2 separate regions of the Homo sapiens genome follow, and region 1 is linked to region 2. Evidence: read pairs that join two places in POLR2A ChIA-PET (ENCODE). Cell type or tissue: Caco-2. All regions are shown on one strand. Links, peaks and the distances in the headings refer to the core of each region. The heading gives the core; the rest is flanking DNA. Region 1 has its middle 9.8 kb from the start of DDX51. Region 2 overlaps LOC105370092.

The links. Peaks named below come from ENCODE experiments on the same cell type or tissue, not always from the same donor. Only the 100,000 strongest peaks of a DNase experiment are listed, where the experiment ranks them.
Region 1: POLR2A ChIA-PET joins it to region 2 with 5 read pairs; 2 of 35 experiments call an interaction of 5 or more read pairs at or near these places.

Annotation. Positions count from the first base shown.
Region 1 is chr12:132,133,038-132,135,932 of GRCh38, forward strand. No RefSeq gene overlaps it. Among named protein-coding and RNA genes, the nearest start is that of DDX51, 9.8 kb to the right of the region's middle. In Caco-2, for the core only: a CTCF peak has its summit at 1,108; DNase peaks (open chromatin) are centred at 1,157 and 1,468.
Region 2 is chr12:132,428,884-132,431,778 of GRCh38, forward strand. LOC105370092 reads right to left here. Exons shown (of 4, transcript XM_047429966.1): 4 at 1-2,895. Among named protein-coding and RNA genes, the nearest start is that of MUC8, 44 kb to the right of the region's middle. RefSeq lists an enhancer at 1-326 and a silencer at 1,556-1,725. In Caco-2, for the core only: no CTCF peak of the experiment used is centred there; DNase peaks (open chromatin) are centred at 1,618 and 2,158; H3K4me3 peaks cover 1,352 bases.

The DNA of each region.
Region 1 (2,895 bases), core at 124-2,623, 300 kb before region 2:
CTTTTTATTTCCCACGCCTCCCCACAATGATGTGGACGCCATCAGTGTCATTGGCAAGGGAGGGCCTTGTGCCACCCTCCAGAGACGTGGCTGCCACCCTGACCTGGGCGGAGTGTGGGGGTGGTTCTGCCCCCCTCCCCCCCGCCTGACGGGGGCTCCTCCTGCGGAGACCGGGCCCAGCTGAGCCTGTGGGTCCACCTCTTGATTGCCCAAGTTTGCATCTACCCAGTGACAAGGACCATCTCCTTGGAGCCGGGGCTGATGGGGGGGGCTATGACAGTTTGAGTGGGGGTGGCTGTGGGCCTTCCAGACCCGGGACCCTGCCTGTTACCTGGCAGGTGGACTCACTCTGCCTTCCTTTTTTGTTTTTTTTTTTTGAGACAGAGTCTCGTTCTGTCACCCAGGCGGGAGTACAGTGGTGCAATCTTGGCTCACTGCAATCTCCACCTCCCAGGTTCAAGCAATTCTCCCACCTCAGGCTCCGGAGTAGCTGGGATTACAGGCATCTGCCACCACACCTAGCTAATTTTTGTATTTTTAGTAGACATGGGGTTTCAGCATGTTGGCCAAGCTGGTCTCGAACTCCTGACCTCAAGTGATCCACCTGCCTCGGTCTCCCAAAGTGCTGGGATTACAGGCATGAGCCACTTGCGGCCAGCCTTGCTCTGCCTTCCTGACAGTGCAGACCTCGCTCCTGGAGGGCCAGACCCGTCCGACTCGCCCTAGAGTCTCTCAGCAACTAGAATGCACAGGGCCATGCGCAACACTCATGTCTGGAAAGGTGAAGGAGGGGTTGGCCGCCCCTCCATGGCTCTGCCGTCTTCCAGCTCTTTCTCTAAGGCCTGTCCTTTGAGTTCATAGATGAATACCCAGCAAGTCACAGTTCAGGCCTAGCAGCCAACCGGCCAACAGCCAAGAGCAGCCTACCACTGCAGCCCGCCAGGAGAGTGGCCTAGCCTCCGTGGCCCACCGTCCGCGGCCCACCAGGAAAGCACTGTTTCTGCCATCCCCCATGTCTCAGGTTCCCAAGGCCACGGGGACCGCGCCAGTGCAGGCCTACATGCAGGTAGGGGCAGCTCACACTGTGCCCCTCCCACATGGCCACACGGGGTCAGGCCAGTGGCTGCTGTGCTCCTTGCTGTCATTATCCTACTTTCAAGACCTACCCCCTTCCTCCGTAGAGGTAAGGAGACGGGAATGTGTGGACAGCTCAGGCCCACACTGCACATTGAAGGTCCCTCCTCCCTATTCTGTGCTCCGTGAAGGTCGCAAAGAGCCCTCGAGGCCCAGCCACGGACGCCTGCCTGAGCCCTCAGCAGCTGGTGGCCCAGCAGGTGAGTGCCCACCATCCTGCCGCCGGCATGGCCCCGGCACACCCCTCAGCCCCCACCCCACCCCCTCTCGCCTGGTCCCCACCGTCACCAACAGCTCTGTCCTCCTCTTGCCCCTCCCACCTCTTCCTTTGTGTGCTCAGCTGCTGTCCCTCCCGCTCCTCTCCCCTCTCACATCTCGAAACTCTGGGGAAGGATCCAGGCCCCCGTGCCACTGTGGAAGGGCCGGGACGGGCCTGCCCAATGCACTGCAGATGCCCCGGTGCCCACTCCTCCTACCTCCCCGAGTGTGCCCACGGTGCCCGCTCCTCCCACCTCCCGAGTGTGCCCACGGTGCCCGCTCCTCCCACCTCCCGAGTGTGCCCACGGTGCCCACTCCTCCCACCTCCCCGAGTGTGCCCACGGTGCCCCTCCTCCCACCTCCCGAGTGTGCCCACGGTGCCCACTCCTCCCACCTCCCCGAGTGTGCCCACGGTGCCCACTCCTCCCACCTCCCGAGTGTGCCCACGGTGCCCGCTCCTCCCACCTCCCGAGTGTGCCCCGGTGCCCGCTCCTCCCACCTCCCCGAGTGTGCCCACGGTGCCCGCTACCTCCCACCTCCCGAGTGTGCCCACGGTGCCCACTCCTCCCACCTCTCCGAGTGTGCCCACGGTGCCCACTCCTCCCACCTCCCCGAGTGTGCCCACGGTGCCCACTCCTCCCACCTCCCGAGTGTGCCCACGGTGCCCGCTCCTCCCACCTCCCGAGTGTGCCCACGGTGCCCGCTCCTCCCACCTCCCGAGTGTGCCCACGGTGCCCGCTCCTCCCACCTCCCGAGTATGCCCCGGTGCCCGCTCCTCCCACCTCCCGAGTGTGCCCACGGTGCCCACTCCTCCCACCTCCCCGAGTGTGCCCACGGTGCCCACTCCTCCCACCTCCCGAGTGTGCCCACGGTGCCCGCTCCTCCCACCTCCCGAGTGTGCCCCGGTGCCCGCTCCTCCCACCTCCCGAGTGTGCCCACGGTGCCCGCTACCTCCCACCTCCCCGAGTGTGCCCACGGTGCCCGCTACCTCCCACCTCCCGAGTGTGCCCACGGTGCCCGCTACCTCCCACCTCCCGAGTGTGCCCACGGTGCCCACTCCTCCCACCTCCCCGAGTGTGCCCACGGTGCCCGCTCCTCCCACCTCCCGAGTGTGCCCCGGTGCCCGCTCCTCCCACCTCCCGAGTGTGCCCACGGTGCCCACTCCTCCCACCTCCCGAGTGTGCCCACGGTGCCCGCTCCTCCCACCTCCCCGAGTGTGCCCACGGTGCCCGCTCCTCCCACCTCCCCGAGTGTGCCCACGGTGCCCGCTCCTCCCACCTCCCCGAGTGTGCCCACGGTGCCCGCTCCTCCCACCTCCCGAGTGTGCCCCGGTGCCCGCTCCTCCCACCTCCCGAGTGTGCCCCGGTGCCCGCTCCTCCCACCTCCCGAGTGTGCCCCGGTGCCCGCTCCTCCCACCTCCCGAGTGTGCCCACGGTGCCCGCTCCTCCCACCTCCCGAGTGTGCCCCGGTGCCCGCTCCTCCCACCTCCCGAGTGTGCCCCGG
Region 2 (2,895 bases), core at 247-2,746:
GCTGAATTCCTGAGAGCACAAGAGCACAAAGAAAAACTCATGTGGGCAAACGCAGACAGGGAATTCGCTGTCAGTCCCAGTTTCCCCACGTACCTTTCGGCTCAAAATACTCCCTGATCTGCTCATCCCAACAGGTCCCAGAAGGGAGCAGAGCCAACAGCCAGCCTGGGAAGGCGCCAACTCAGACAGAAACTGATCCAAGCCCTCGTCTCTGTTCTCGCAGATGGCCTGGGAAAGGAAACCTGTCCGAAACCTGCCTGCGAGTCCCATCTGACAGCTGCCAACGGCAGCCACCCTCCTCCCTCCCTGACCACACGGCCTCTTCCCGACGGTGACGCTCAAGCTCCTACCCCACGCCCTGTGACTTGCCGACTTGCCCACCTCCCCACCTCCCGCCCACTTCCCCATTTTCACACATGAGGGTTCTCCCATCCTCAGGCCTCAGCTCAGATGTCCTTTCCATGGGGCCTGTGGGAAGCAGCCACCTGCGGCCACTCTCCCTCTCCCAGGGCACTGGTCACTTCCTGAAACCCGCTCCTGGCCCTCGCCCGTCTCCCTCCCCAGGCTGGAAGTTCCCAGGTCCCAGGCCTTGAATTTCCCCAACAGCCCCTGTGGCCCTGCCCACAACAGGAAACCGCGGGAAGGCAGCAGAGCCCAGGGTGCTCCTGTGGGATGCCTGCCTGACAGCGGGGCTCAGGCAGGGACCCTGATGGGCTGCAGCCCCTCAGCAGCCTGCGTCCTCTGGGCCTGGGGGAGCCACTGGTGTCAGGAGCCTGCGGGTGGACTCTGGACAGGAACCTGGAATTCCCTAGTTCCTGGGAGGCAGCCACCAGATGACAGCGTAGGCACGTCCTTGCCCGCCCCCTCCAGCACAGCCCCCAACCCCGAGAGGACTGGGCAGATGGCCAAGAAGGGGAAGGTGCCCTCCCCCATCCTGAGCAGGCGGCCATGAGGCCTTGGCAGACCTCCCACCCTGGAACTGGGCCGCTGGAGCCTGGGGTAAGACATGTGGAAGGGCCTCGGCTCCTCGTGCCTGGCACTCAACACACCTGAGCACACCTGCAGACACCTAGGCACATCGGCACACACCTGGGCACACCTGCACACACCTGGGAACCTCTGCGCACACCTGAGCACACCTGCACACACTGGAGCACACCTGCACACACATGGGCATACCTGCACACACTGGAACACACCTATGCACACCTGCACACACCTGCAACGCTCATCGTCCCTATGTGACCTGGAGCAAGTTATCTAACCTCTTGGTGCCTGAGCTTCCTTATCTGTAAGGTGATAGTGATGATGCCCCCCCCCAGAGAGCTGTCATGAGAATGAAATGAGGTGACGCCCTTACAGGTGTGTAAGGGCGATACCTGGCACACTGTGGGGCCATCTGAGGGTTGCTCATCATCCCCCATCCCGGGAGCTTGCCACCGTGCCCGGGTGTGCAGCCCACAGACAGCTGCAGCTGCCATGGTCACATGAGATCACAGAGAGGCAGGTCTGGGAAGGGGCTGCCAGCCCTGGTCTGGTGAGCGGCAGGTGGAGCGCCAGCTGCAACGCGGTGGGGAGCAGTGAGGGGCGTGGCACAGCAGGCAGGAGCCCGCGGGGCGAGGCGGCGGCCCGCAGACAGCTGCAGCTACTTCCTGACTCGCAGGGTGTGGACTCAGCCTTGCTCCACCTTCTGTTCTTTTAAAGAAAAGCTGGGGCCGGGCGCAGCGGCTCACGCCTGTAATCCCAGCACTTTGGGAGGCCGAGGTGGGCGGATCACGAGGTCAGGAGATCGAGACCATCCTGGCTAACACGGTGAAACCCCCGTCTCTACTAAAAATACAAATAATTAGCCGGGCGTAGTGGCGGGCGCCTGTAGTCCCAGCTACTCAGGAGGTTGAGGCAGGAGAATGGCGTGAACCTGGGAGGTGGAGCTTACAGTGAGCTGAGATCGCGCCACTGCACTCCAGCCTGGGCGACAGAGCGACACTCCGTCTCAAAAAAAAAAAAAAATAGAAAAAAGAAAAGCCGGAAGTCTGGATTTGGGGGCAAAGGTCCCACATTTAGAAACACCATGCTGTTCAGATTTGCAACATACCTGCCGTTGGCCACGGCCCAAGAGCCCGGGGGTGACGTCGACCTCAGCACTGAGGTGGGCTCTAGAGTGCACACCTGCGCTGCACGTTCTGTGAGTGTGCACCCGCCTCCCGGCAGGCCTGGGCTCCTCCCACAGGTCAGAGGCTGCAAACGACAGGATCTGCCTGAGATGGGGCTGCCGTGAGAAAGATGTCTTCTCTCTTGGATTTAGGGTCCACCGAGAGAGGTGGAGAGGAAATATCATTCCCCGGCCTAACCATATGAGGACTGCAGTGACGGCCCCCGCCAGCACCTGCCCCTCCTGCGGGCTTGGCTCCCCGGCAGGCGCTCCCCAGATGCGGCTTGGTCCGTGCTGAGGATCCAGAGACCTAGGTCCAGAGGCTCAAGTTTCCAGGTTTGGAACTGGCGTCTACTAATATGGTAGATTGTGCCAAAAATGCACACATGGCCGAAACAATATTTTCAGTCCTGCGTGTTCTTCCAGACCTTTGCCTTCCCCCTCAACCCCCCCGTGGAGAGGAGCCCCGCTCCCCGCTGCCTGAATGCACGGCCTTCATGGCGGGCTGGGGAGGAGCACAGGGCAGAAGGCTGCAGCCGGCCCACTTGGCCTGCTCCGGGCTCTGGGCTCTGGGCTGGGGGCTCTGGGCTCTTACTCATGGAACCAGCTGCCAGGCTGTGTGGGAGCCCAGACCACACAGAGGAGCCCCTGCAGGTGTCTGGTCACAGCCTGGCCAGGGCTCAGCCGACAGCCACCACGACCCACCAGGTGCCTGAGCGTTGGGCGAACTCGGCCCCCAGCGT